Linked DNA regions of Homo sapiens: all the other regions are linked to region 3. A link is a contact called in ENCODE Hi-C or POLR2A ChIA-PET data. All regions are on one chromosome and are shown on one strand. The core of a region is the stretch at or near the end of the contact, and the rest is flanking DNA. Distances in the headings are between cores, read along the strand shown. Region 1 holds the start of H3C4 (H3 clustered histone 4). Region 2 holds the start of H2BC5 (H2B clustered histone 5). Region 3 holds the start of PPP1R10 (protein phosphatase 1 regulatory subunit 10). Region 4 holds the start of TEAD3 (TEA domain transcription factor 3).

Evidence for each region. Hi-C counts contacts between places; a loop is a spot of excess contacts on that map. ChIA-PET counts read pairs that join two places held with the same protein, here RNA polymerase II (POLR2A). Pooled maps may share reads with other maps.
Region 1: a loop to region 3 is called in a pooled map, with 13 times the contacts of the local background. The contact joins the promoter of H3C4 here to the promoter of PPP1R10 in region 3. A Hi-C loop is called at or near these places in 4 of 50 pooled maps. POLR2A ChIA-PET finds 5 or more read pairs at or near these places in 2 of 52 experiments (A673 and CD8-positive, alpha-beta memory T cell).
Region 2: a map of naive thymus-derived CD4-positive, alpha-beta T cell shows a loop between it and region 3 (9-fold over the local background). The contact joins the promoter of H2BC5 here to the promoter of PPP1R10 in region 3. A Hi-C loop is called at or near these places in 1 of 168 maps with a recorded cell type or tissue (naive thymus-derived CD4-positive, alpha-beta T cell) and 1 of 50 pooled maps. POLR2A ChIA-PET finds 5 or more read pairs at or near these places in 2 of 52 experiments (CD4-positive, alpha-beta T cell and WTC11).
Region 4: a pooled map shows a loop between it and region 3 (5-fold over the local background). The contact joins the promoter of TEAD3 here to the promoter of PPP1R10 in region 3. A Hi-C loop is called at or near these places in 1 of 50 pooled maps. POLR2A ChIA-PET finds 5 or more read pairs at or near these places in 2 of 52 experiments (BJ and activated CD8-positive, alpha-beta memory T cell).

What each region holds. Positions count from the first base shown.
Region 1 is chr6:26,195,865-26,198,803 of GRCh38, reverse strand. H3C4 (H3 clustered histone 4) reads left to right here and starts at 1,518. Exons shown (of 1, transcript NM_001376937.1): 1 at 1,518-2,020. The coding sequence starts at 1,554. The coding sequence ends at 1,964. H2AC7 (H2A clustered histone 7) reads left to right here. Exons shown (of 1, transcript NM_021065.3): 1 at 1-20. RefSeq lists enhancers at 297-356, 387-446, 1,189-1,789, 2,168-2,277, 1,790-2,391 and 3 more.
Region 2 is chr6:26,156,777-26,159,771 of GRCh38, reverse strand. H2BC5 (H2B clustered histone 5) reads right to left here and starts at 1,650. Exons shown (of 1, transcript NM_021063.4): 1 at 1,165-1,650. The coding sequence starts at 1,602. The coding sequence ends at 1,222. H1-4 (H1.4 linker histone, cluster member) reads right to left here. Exons shown (of 1, transcript NM_005321.3): 1 at 2,657-2,995. The coding sequence ends at 2,722. RefSeq lists silencers at 1-271, 2,600-2,649 and enhancers at 1,270-1,319, 1,459-2,210, 2,940-2,995, 2,964-2,995.
Region 3 is chr6:30,615,901-30,618,600 of GRCh38, reverse strand. PPP1R10 (protein phosphatase 1 regulatory subunit 10) reads left to right here and starts at 1,358. Exons shown (of 20, transcript NM_002714.4): 1 at 1,358-1,377; 2 at 1,603-2,123. MRPS18B (mitochondrial ribosomal protein S18B) reads right to left here and starts at 761. Exons shown (of 7, transcript NM_014046.4): 1 at 658-761. The coding sequence starts at 735. RefSeq lists an enhancer at 532-1,100.
Region 4 is chr6:35,495,629-35,498,328 of GRCh38, reverse strand. TEAD3 (TEA domain transcription factor 3) reads left to right here and starts at 1,250. Exons shown (of 13, transcript NM_003214.4): 1 at 1,250-1,431. It overlaps TULP1 (TUB like protein 1), which reads left to right. Exons shown (of 15, transcript NM_003322.6): 15 at 1-455. The coding sequence ends at 2. It overlaps LOC124901309 (a long non-coding RNA gene), which reads right to left and starts at 196. Exons shown (of 2, transcript XR_007059561.1): 1 at 122-196. RefSeq lists enhancers at 1-343, 344-1,274, 2,221-2,700 and silencers at 743-1,072, 1,083-1,212, 1,393-1,442.

The DNA of each region.
Region 1 (2,939 bases), core at 269-2,768, 4.4 Mb after region 3:
GCTCTTTTCAGAGCCACCCATGTATTCCTTAAAAGGGCTCACATTTTCTGTGTAAATAGCTATTTTGCAGTTTTCTTTAATAATTTTTCCATTTATAAGTGGGTGTTCTTAACACTGAATCGTGAAACTAACCGTCCATTTTAAAGATGCCATAAAAATACATAAGCAAATTGGCGGGGCGCGGTTCCTTACGCCTGTAATCCCAGGACTTTGGAAGGCCAAGGTGGGCGGATCACAGGGTCAGGAGTTCCAGGACAGCCTGACCAACATGGTGTGAAGCCCCGTCTTTACTAAAAATAAAAAAATTTGTCGGGCGTGGTGGCGCGCGCCTGTAATTTCAGCTATTTAAGAGGTTGAGGCAGGAGAAAATGTTGAACCCCGGAGGCGGAGGTTGCAGTGAGTCGAGATCGCGCCACTGCACTCCAGTTTCGGCGACAGAGCGAGACTGTCTCAAAACAAACAAAAACCCAAAAAAGCAAACTAATTAAAATGCAAAGAGACTTTATGTCACATGTAATTTAAATCGATCAATGCAGCGGCTCGTTAGGATTGCAAAGCTGTTAAAAGGCCTGAGACATACAGGAGAGAAGTTAATGTTTGTCAGTGTTTACATTTACATAAAAATATAGTTAGTGACTTAAAGCAACAGAACCAGAACAAATGTTTTATTGTCTTTTGTATGCATCTTAATGATACGAAATAACCTGTAATTTGTAAGTATTTTTTGGGTTTGTTTTTGCAAGCCACTTTCAACTCTACTGAGCTAACCCTAATTAATTATCAATAGGAATACAAACCTACATCCCCTGGAGCCAGACGGCCCTTAGGTGGAGCTTCTTAGCACAGTGTTCAGCATGACTAAAAGGGCACACTGGTCTTTTTGTGCCATTTATAAATTTGGCTTTTTTTTTTTTTTTTTTTTACAGCAGATTACACAAATACCAGTTGAACTTGTAAAAGATAAGAGTGCTTTCATATGAGGATGACATATTGTGGTGAAATTAAATGTGTTCATGTAGCTTAACATCAGGTTTCATATTGTTACTTATGAGTTAATAGTCATGGTGCATTTGGAACAAATTATTGAAAATATCTCCAAGTTTAAATAGACAAATCAAGATATGAAATTAACCTTTCTAAACTTAAGAGGGTAAAAAGAAATCACTTGGCCAATCACAACTAGCGCGCGTCTTTTTAAAACGTTGATCAAAGCCAGTTTCAGCGCCAACATTTAAAAAAAAATTAAGACACGTCATCCTAGTAGCTAGACACAATTTTGCCAAGGAAAACCAAAGTACGTTTTAAATAAAAGCTAGAAACATGGCACAGAGGGGAAAGGGTTGAAAACACCAGCAGTTAAAGATGGACGGAGGAAAGTTTTAATATTTGGTCTACATGCAGGAGATGTTCTGTCAGGGAGTGGGCGTCTCCACCAATCGAGCTGCAGGGGAAAGGCTGCCTTGTCCAATCAGAACAGGGGTGTCTTTATATATACGGGTACGAAAGGCTAGACTTTCGTTTTTTCGTCATTTAGCAGGGTTTAGAAGTTCGCAATGGCTCGTACCAAGCAGACTGCTCGCAAGTCCACGGGTGGGAAAGCGCCACGCAAGCAGCTGGCCACCAAGGCTGCTCGAAAGAGCGCTCCAGCCACCGGCGGCGTGAAGAAGCCCCACCGTTACCGGCCCGGCACGGTGGCTCTGCGCGAGATCCGCCGCTACCAGAAGTCGACCGAGCTGCTGATTCGCAAACTGCCATTCCAGCGTCTAGTCCGTGAGATCGCGCAGGACTTCAAGACTGATCTGCGTTTTCAGAGCTCGGCGGTGATGGCGCTGCAGGAGGCCTGCGAGGCCTACCTGGTGGGGCTGTTTGAGGACACCAACCTATGCGCCATTCACGCCAAGCGAGTGACTATCATGCCCAAGGACATCCAGCTTGCTCGCCGCATTCGTGGGGAGAGGGCGTAAATTGTCTTGTGAATGTGTGCTAACCAAAACCCAAAGGCTCTTTTCAGAGCCAACCACCTTTTCTATAAAAGTTGCTGTTTACTGTTGCTGTCCGTAAACTGGAACCTCTGTTCACTCAAGGTAAGTAAGCATTCTTGCCTCTATCCGTTCCCCCTCCCCTCACGGAATTGGTGCAAAAAGCTTTATTATAATTGGGGAGTTCTTAAAACAGCCTTTAAGGTACTCTTATATCTCCTTGTTTTGGGGGCCGCTTTCTTAGGCTTGGATGCCTCCGGCTTGGGAACTTTCTTGGCCACCTTTGACCAACCAACCTTCTCCAGCAGCCTCCACCAGCAAAAGCTTTTGGGGTCCGCTTAGTACTCTTTTTCGGAATAAGGACGCCCCAAGCTTTCTTGGGCCTCTCGGCTGCCAGGACAGCTGTCTTGGGCATGACTGCAGCGGCTTTTCTGGCCTCGGTCTTGATTTTCCTAACACTGCCTGGTTTGGCGGGAATGAACCTGAGGCGCTGCACTCCTTAGCACGAAGATGCCCTCGTTTGTTTTCAAGGCCCAACTTTATTCAAATAATTTTTAAAAATTTGTATTTATTTTTAGGGACGAGGTCTCACTGTGTTACCCAGGCTGGCCTCAAAACTCCTTAGCTTGGCCAGGCGAGGTGGCTCAGGCCTGTAATCACAGCACTTTAGGATGCCAAGGCGGGCGGATCACGTGATGCCAAGAGTTCGAGACCAGCCTGCCCAACACATTGAAACTTCGTCTCTACTGAGAATACAAAAATTAGCCGGGTGTGGTGGCACACGCCTGCAGTCCCAGCTACATGGAAAGCTGAGGCAGGAGAAGGGCTTGAACCCGGGAGGCGGAAGTTGCAGTGAACCGAGATCACACCACTGCACTCCAGCCTGGGCAGCAGAGCTAGACTCCTTCAAAAAAAAAAAAAAAATCCCCAAGGACAAACAAAACCACCAAAAACAACTCC
Region 2 (2,995 bases), core at 401-2,900, 4.5 Mb after region 3:
TAATCCATCATTTCGTGTTTGTTTATGAGGGCATGAGGACAAACTTCTAAATTCATTCCTCTTTTAGACAATGATCATCCATCCATCACTTAAATTCTCCCTCTCAGCCAACATTTGACTCCAAACCTAGCCTCATCCATCTCACATTTTTCACGTCTCAAGTATTTGTTCCTTTCCTTCTGGCCACTCCCTCCTAGTTCCCTCCCGACTCTTTTCCGAGATTCTTTTTCTCCCGCAATCATCCATTCCCCAGCAGTGAAAACCTTTTGTCATCATCCTACCTTGTGCAGCAGAAGCTACATCCTGCCAGAAGGAGGTTTTCTTTCCCTTTCTACCTCCTCCAGTCCTCCGTACTCAGGGGCATCTAGGAAAGGATAAATTGTACTGCAAAGGGGGCTTCAGTCCTGCGATAACTATTGCCTACGTGCAGTCAGGCACCTTAATGATTGACTATTTGGTTTCTGCCGTTACCCGGAGGACTTTTAACCTGAAAGCTGCCAAAAAAAAAAAAAAAAAAAAAAAAAAAAACCTATAAATTAAATGACTTTCAGAAAAAGACGGTTTAGCAAAAGAATTTTAAGGTGTCTCAGAAGCTGCTTCTTTTTCCTGCACCTCAGCGCCTAGGATCCGCCTTTCCCTGCCCCACTCGCTTAAGAGCTTCAGACAGAAACTGGCCCAATTACAAAACAAATCAGAAACCTTTGTAATAGTTCCGTGTTCAGCTCACATTGTCTTCAGCCTTTACTTGCAGTTATTACATATCTGCATGGTAAAAATTTTACAAGAAAATGGGCGGGGGTGGTGGTGGAGAAAGCTCCAAACATAAGGAAGTTGTCAAGAGCGTGCACTTTCGTGCTCAGGGCGGGCCGTCACCACACCGAGTCCCGGATCAACATCACGATCAACTTGGAAATCTGCACACGGAAACCAAAGAGCTGTACATTTACAATACTTTCAGTTTATGCTAGTGTTATGTGATACTAAATGAGCTAACGATCTAATACGTACCCATAGCACTCAATTTCTAGTACCTATTGTTATTCCCTGTAACTTCCAAGTTATTTCCTCTGCAGTACTAACGTAACATTAAAGATTGGTACTGTGGTGCTAAGTCCAATAACCCCCCTTTTGAATGAAATGATTACAACTCATTTATTGAAAACATGCGTGGCTCTTAAAAGAGCCTTTGGGATTAGGTGTAAAGATGCTTACTTGGCAAAGTTACTTGGAACTGGTGTACTTGGTGACGGCCTTGGTGCCCTCCGACACGGCGTGCTTGGCCAGCTCCCCCGGAAGCAGCAGGCGCACGGCCGTCTGGATCTCCCTGGAGGTGATGGTCGAGCGCTTGTTGTAATGCGCCAGGCGGGAAGCCTCGCCTGCGATGCGCTCGAAGATGTCGTTGACGAAGGAATTCATGATCCCCATTGCCTTGGAAGAGATGCCGGTGTCGGGATGGACCTGCTTCAGCACCTTGTACACATACACTGAATAGCTCTCCTTGCGGCTGCGCTTGCGCTTCTTCCCGTCCTTCTTCTGAGCCTTAGTCACCGCCTTCTTGGAGCCCTTCTTTGGGGCAGGAGCAGACTTGGTAGGTTCAGGCATCGTAGCGTTAATAGTTAGAACACTGTTGCAAACACCTGAGAAAATAATCACTCCCGCCGAGGCCCTGTTCATTTATAGATGCGGTATTCAAATGAGGTTAATCAGATTTCGTTTATGATTGGATTAATTTTAGAGTGTCGTCACAAATGCCAATGTAAACGACACTTAAAAGTCTACCTTTTCATTGGCTATTTCGTTCCTTTACTTGTACCCAATGAGAAAGCCCAGACCAGACTACCCGAGGCTACTATAAATAGGCCTCTTTAGGCAAGACAGCTGTGCACTTCGCTTGGAGCAGTTGGTTTTTGAGATCCGACTTTTTTAACATTGTGGTGTCAGAACTTACACCGAAAGATACTTAACAGATTAGGAGAACTCACATTCCTTTCTTCCTTTAACAAAGTATGGGACTCGTTGCATACAGAAGCCGTGCTAATTGGGACATCCCCCCCCCCCAAGTCTGTCAGTTTTACGTTTCGGCAAGTCCTTAATCCATCCAAATGCCACATTTAAGGACCAAGTATTTTTCTGCAGTGTCGGTTTCTAATTTTCAGTTATGTGGCAGTAGTCTCCCCAAGCACTTGAAATGTAGCCCTTCGGAAATAATGTCAGTACTATGCCACTTGTCCTAAGACGTACTCCTCTGAAGTCCCTCACTGCCTGCCATACTCGATAGGGATAACCAGTAGGCTTGTAACCAGCACAGAAACTGATACACTGTGCCGTGTTTGGAACTCGGAAAAACCCAGCTTAGAAACCCGGGAAAATCCCAACATTTTTTTTCCCATGCTATCTGGAGGCCAGGGCCTGCTAAAAGTGCAAAGCACAAGGGAGGCCCAAATGGGTTCAACTCCGACACTCGAGAACGCAAAATCGAGATGACGCCACTGCACTCCGGCTTGGGCGACGCGACGCCTTAGTCAAAAATAGCTCCGGAGACACACAAAATCCCACTCCTCTCCCCGACTTTGTTCCCGGGAGACCCGCCCCTGCTTAGCAGCGTTTTCCCGAGCCACGCCCCCTAATAGTGCAACAGCTCTTTTACTGAGAGCGGTGGGTGGCTCTGAAAAGAGCCTTTGGGTTGTGTTGGGCTTCTAAGCAGTTGGCCAAAGGAACTTTCTACTTTTTCTTGGCTGCCGCCTTCTTTGGCTTGGCTGCCTTGGGCTTGGCGGTCTTTGGTTTAGCCGCCTTGGGTTTAACTGCTTTGGCCTTCGCTGGGCTCTTGGGCGCCTTTTTTGGCTTGGCTGCTTTCGCCTTTTTCGGGCTTTTCGCTTTTTTGGCTCCAGCAGCTGCAGCCGGCTTCTTCGCCTTCTTTGGGGTCTTCTTGGCGCTCTTCTTGGGGGTGGCCGCCCCCGTCGCCTTCTTGGGCTTCTTCGCCGCTCCTGCTGGCTTC
Region 3 (2,700 bases), core at 109-2,608:
AGCCTTCCTATCTCACCGTGCCCCACCAAGAACCTCCAGAGAGGTGAGTACACAAGACTGGAGGGAAACCTCAATTCAAAGGACGGAGTTAAGCTCTCATAACTCCGATAAGAAACTGATTTAATAAAGAGAGCTGAGAAACTGTCCTCAGGTCGTAAGAATATATCCTGACCTTATTGAGAAATAGCAAGGTTGGTAGAAATTGGGATCCCTAATTTCCCCAAGGACATTCCAGAGCAACACAGATTTAGTCACCACTTGCATAGTTAACAGCTGGTTGTGGCGCTCGCTTGGGGAGTACATATGTTATGCTAAAATTGCAACGATACAGAGATTAGCATGGCCCCTTAATTAGTTAAATAATTTTTAAAAAGCTGGTTATGCATGACTGAGGGTGGACAGGGGTCAATTCCATCACTTAAGTTATTTTACTGAAATGGCATTTTGGAAAAAGGATGATACCTAACCCTGGCGTTTAGTCCTCGGCTCGGGATTAGAAAATGCGCGGGGTGTGGGGGGGGGGTTGCAGGAAGTACTGCCTAGACAGCTAAGACACACGTGGGAAGGTCTCCACTCGTGGATTCCTGACAGTGGAGCGACAACCTCGAGAAGGTATAACCAACTTGAGGTTGTGCAAAATGTCTTTCGAAGAGTTACCTGAACTCTGTGAGAACCTCGGAAGAGAGATAGCATAGGAAGCCGCCTCAGCACGGTGTTTAATACAGACGCCGCCATCTTGACGTACGCCCAGGACAGGAATTGACGGAAAGGCAACTGCGCATGCTTCAGGAAACTGAGTAGGGCAGGGCCAAGGACAAGCCCGCAGTGCGGAAGGCGGCCCCACGTTTGCGTCAGGACGGAAGCGTGAAAGGGAAGGCATGGGGGAGAAGCTAATTTCAACTGCGTCACAATCGAATTAGACCCCAAAATTGCGGTTTTTTTTGGCCAGTCACTACGACTCTTAGATCGCATTGTTAAAGTTTGCCTTTTAAGCAATTTTGAAGGCGATTTTTAGCGGTATCCTCTCAGTGCGCATGCGCTCTTAGGTTTCTACCAATCCTGGGTGAGAAATGTTCTCCAGGGCGGAAGTGGCGGAAGCAGAGGAAAGGGAGGTGCTAGGCTCCTGGTCACGCGCACGCGACAGGGAGGCAGGAAGGAGGCGGAAGAGAGTGCCAGGGAAAGGGGCGGAGCAAAGGTGAAGTGAGAGTAGCCAATCAGTTGGCGAGTTGTCATTTGGGTTGACCAATGAGTTCACGCCTCGCGTATAATGTCTCGCGACAAGGGCGTTTCACTAGCACGTTTGGGCGCGTTGGGCGGCGTCCGGGTATAAAAGACTCCACCCGAGCGGGCGGCCGCCATTCTGGGGTTCGTTTAGAGGTAAGTTTGCCTACTTTGTCGTCTAGTGGGTAAAATTTTGCGGAGAGCGTTGGATCTGGGAAGCGGGATAGGGATGGATGGGTTCATTTGAGAGCCACGGCTTAAAGCGGTTGCGATCAGGATGGGACACAGGTTTGTTTGGGGACAACAAAGATGGCATTTGTGAGTGTTTTGAAGCAACCCGTACTGATTACATCTTTCTCCCTTGTGTTCCTTTTATCCCAGGTTTGAATTTTCTCGGAGAAAGACAGGCCGGCCACGAGGAAAACAGAAACAAGCCGCAGCAACATCTAAGCCCTTGAAAGGATCCTGAGAGAGGGGGGAAAGGGAAAACAGCAGCCACCAGCCCAACCACTTGTGTCTTCTGCCCCTTCCCACCTATCTTGCCCACCCCACCAGCCCACGCTGCTTGGGACTTGAAATCTGTGGCCGAAGGACCGTCACTACATAACTTCAAAAATAATCAACCACCCTCCCTTCCCAAACCACCCAAATTCACTCATCCAGCGTTTACTTTTTTGAATCCACTCAGAACTTTTTTCTGCGACCCCCCTCCCTAAATGGAGTTGGGTGGGGGGGAAATGAATACTGAGTTGGCCTTTATTTTTTAAAAGACTTTTTGATCCAATGAGGCCCCCTAAATAATTGAGTTTTGGGTCCTGGTTGGTTGTTTTATTTTTTTTCCTCCAAAATTTTACCCCCTCCCCCCTGAGCCCGAGGTGCTGACGTCGCAAAAAAATTGGATAGTAAGTGTCGAATTTTCAAAAACCAGCCTTGCAACAAGAAATCAACGTTTCCCGTTGTGAAACCAAAAATAATGAGAGGAAGAAATGAGACCATAGAACAAATAGAGAACTGGAGAAGGACCAATCTGGTCACTTAATCTCCATTAAAAAGGGCCTGTGGGTCTAAACAGTCTTGTTCTCTCTCCCCTACCACCTATCTCTTCCCTGCCTTGCTGCAGGCAAAGAGAGGGTGGAGGGAGGGCCAGCAAGTGAGGATTTTGATGGTTAACCCTTGGTAATCCAGCCAATTTCCAGACTGCCAAAGCCATATGTGTTTATATAAGGAGGAATGGTTACCTTCCTCTGGTTAGCAGCAGTCTTCAAAAGGGTTAATGAGCTCACATACAAGAGATGGTGGATCTTGTGGCCCAGAAGTACCACTTCTTTGTGTGTGAGACAAGCAGGGTGCCTTTCAATTTGCCAGATTAATAAGCAATCTGTACATAAAGATTGCAGGGTAAGGAGATGGGCAGAGAGAAGTAATAGCTCGCTATAACTTTTTAAATGACTGTTAAATCCTCTCAATTTTAATGTAATT
Region 4 (2,700 bases), core at 1-2,500, 4.9 Mb before region 3:
GACCCCAGCAGCCCCTCAGCGCCCCCAGAGCCCGTCAGCGTGGGGGAAAGGATTCAGTGGAGGCTGGCAGGGTCCCTCCAGCAAAGCTCCCGCGGAAAACTGCTCCTGTGTCGGGGCTGACCTCTCACTGCCTCTCGGTGACCTCCGTCCTCTCCCCAGCCTGGCACAGGCCGAGGCAGGAGGAGCCCGGACGGCGGGTAGGACGGAGATGAAGAACATCTGGAGTTGGAGCCGCACATCTGGTCTCGGAGCTCGCCTGCGCCGCTGTGCCCCCCTCCTCCCCGCGCCCCAGTCACTTCCTGTCCGGGAGCAGTAGTCATTGTTGTTTTAACCTCCCCTCTCCCCGGGACCGCGCTAGGGCTCCGAGGAGCTGGGGCGGGCTAGGAGGAGGGGGTAGGTGATGGGGGACGAGGGCCAGGCACCCACATCCCCAATAAAGCCGCGTCCTTGGCCAAGCGGAGCGGTGGTTCCTCAGCGCGTGCGGAGAACGAGGCGGCAGGAGGCGTCCGAGGCGCGAGCTGGAAGTCTCAACCCCCGTCCCACTCCTGCCCAGGCCCCGGGCGCTCCCGCGTCCCCTCCCCGCGCCCGTCGCGGGTCCTACCGAAACTCGGCGGCCGCACAGCGTCGAGACGCCCCCCGTGGGGGCCCGGGGAGCCGGGGCGAAAGGGAGGGTCCCGGAGGTCGGGGAAGAGGGAGAAAGGGAGAAGAAATTCGAGAAACTAGCCACGCGGGGAGAACCAGACAAACCGGGTCCCGGCAGGGCGGGCGCAGCCGCCAGGGCGGAGCCGGGTCTGGGGCCCCGGGAGTGGGGGGCAGGCCCGCGAGCTGGAGGGTACGCTCCGCCTTGGCGGCTCGGGACTAGGGTGGAGGGGCCGGGAGCCCCGGGGCCCGTGCGCTCCGGCTCTGCCGGGCTCCTCGTGACGCGGCACCCACGGCCCCCGGCACCGACGGGAGCCCTGCCCGCGAGGCGAGGGCTCCGCCCTCGGCCCCGCCCCAGGCCGGAGCCCCAAATTCCGGCGGGTGCCCGGGAGCGGGGCGAGGCCCGGAGCGCAGGGGGAGGAAGGCAGCTCCGCACGGGCGGGCGAGGAGCGGGGCGCCCAGGCGCGCGCCAGCCGGGGTGGCCGGGTCGCGAGGCCGCGGGGTAGGCGGCCCGAGCGCGGCTGGACGGCCCCGCCCCTCCCGGCCAGCACCGCCCCCTGCGCGCCCCGCCCCCTCCTTCCCGCAGCCCCCACCCCCGCCCCGGCTCCTCAACACAAACTTTCCGTCCCGCTCGCTCCCTCCTCCGCGCTCGGCGCCTCCCGCTCCAGCCCGGCTCATTCCGCACATTCCGGCCAGCCCCCTCCCCACGACCCCCCTTCCCCGGCCCCCCTTGCGGCTCCCTCGGGCCCGGCGGAGCGGCCCGGCCGGAGCGCCCCCGCGAGCTCGGACCAGGTAAGCCGGGCGGACGCCGGGAGGAGGCCCCGCTCGGGAGAGGTGGTTTGGTTGGTCGGCTGGGCTGGCTGGGGGGGCGACACTCGAGGGGGACTGGGTCCCCGAGCTATTGTCCAGCCGGAGCTGGAGCCCCGGATCGGGGTGCCGGGAAGTTTAGAGGGAAGGGGGAAAATCTCTCCGGGAAGCCCCGCCCCCCGCCCTCCCCACCCCCCCGCGACGGGGACGAGTTGGTCCGGGAAGGTGGGGAAGCCGGGGAGACCGTGTCCCCTGTGCCGTCGCCTGTCCCGCCGTCCGTGCTTGGGGGGTCGGGGCGGGGATCCGGGGGCCGCACAGTGTGGAGGGCCTGCCTGCCACCCTGGAGCTCATATCCGGGGCGCCCAGTCCCGGGCCCCGCCGCCCTTTGGACTCCCGGCCCGCGCGCTCCCGGAGCCCGCCCGGCCTCAGCTCCACGCAGGCCTCGGGCCCGGCCTCCCAGCGCCCAGGCCGGTTTCTGCGCGCGGTGCCGCGGCTGCGCTGGGTTGTGGAGGGTGTCTGGGACCAAAGCCGCGCGCCCCGGCCGTGTGTCCCCTGAGAGGCAGGGAGGGGCTCACGTTCCCTTCAGTTCTGCCGCCTGCGTCGGGGTGCTGATTCAGAGTTCCAGCCCTGAGCGCTGTGAGCTTGGCTCGGAGGGGTCTGGATTTGGGGCCTTTTCTTCCCCACACTTGCTCAGGGCCCTTGTTTAGACTTGACAAGGTTTGAGGGTGGCTGGTCTCCCGCTTCCTACCCCGGTCCCCACCATTGTCTGTCATGCCCTTTATTCCTGCTAGGGGAGGGAGGGCTGGGAGCGCTGGTCTGGATCTGTTTTCCAGCCCAGCTGGGCCCTGGGGCAGTGTCATTGAGACCCCGCTCTGTCAACTTTCCTGGTGAGGGGCCCTGATCCAGGGCTGAGAGATTCTTTCAGTGCGAGGGGGAAGGAGGCCTTGGGGCGGACTTCTCAGGGGCTGTCTTCTTCTGTGTCTTCCCTCTTTCCAGGTAGGGGCAGAACCAGGTCAGGCCTGGACTTGTTGTCCGGAAGAACAGGGCATAGGGGTAGGGGCTGGACACAGCTCAGAGGGGCTGGTGCCCATAGCGGCTCTGCGTATCCAGTCTCTTGTGGCCTGGTTCTCTGTACACATGTTCCACCCCAGTGCTGGGGCCACCTGGGGCAAGGAGGGGAGGCTTTCCTCAAAAGTTGGAGATTTGGGGGAATTATGTCCTCTCCCTTCTAGACTCCTGTAGCCCCCCTCCCAC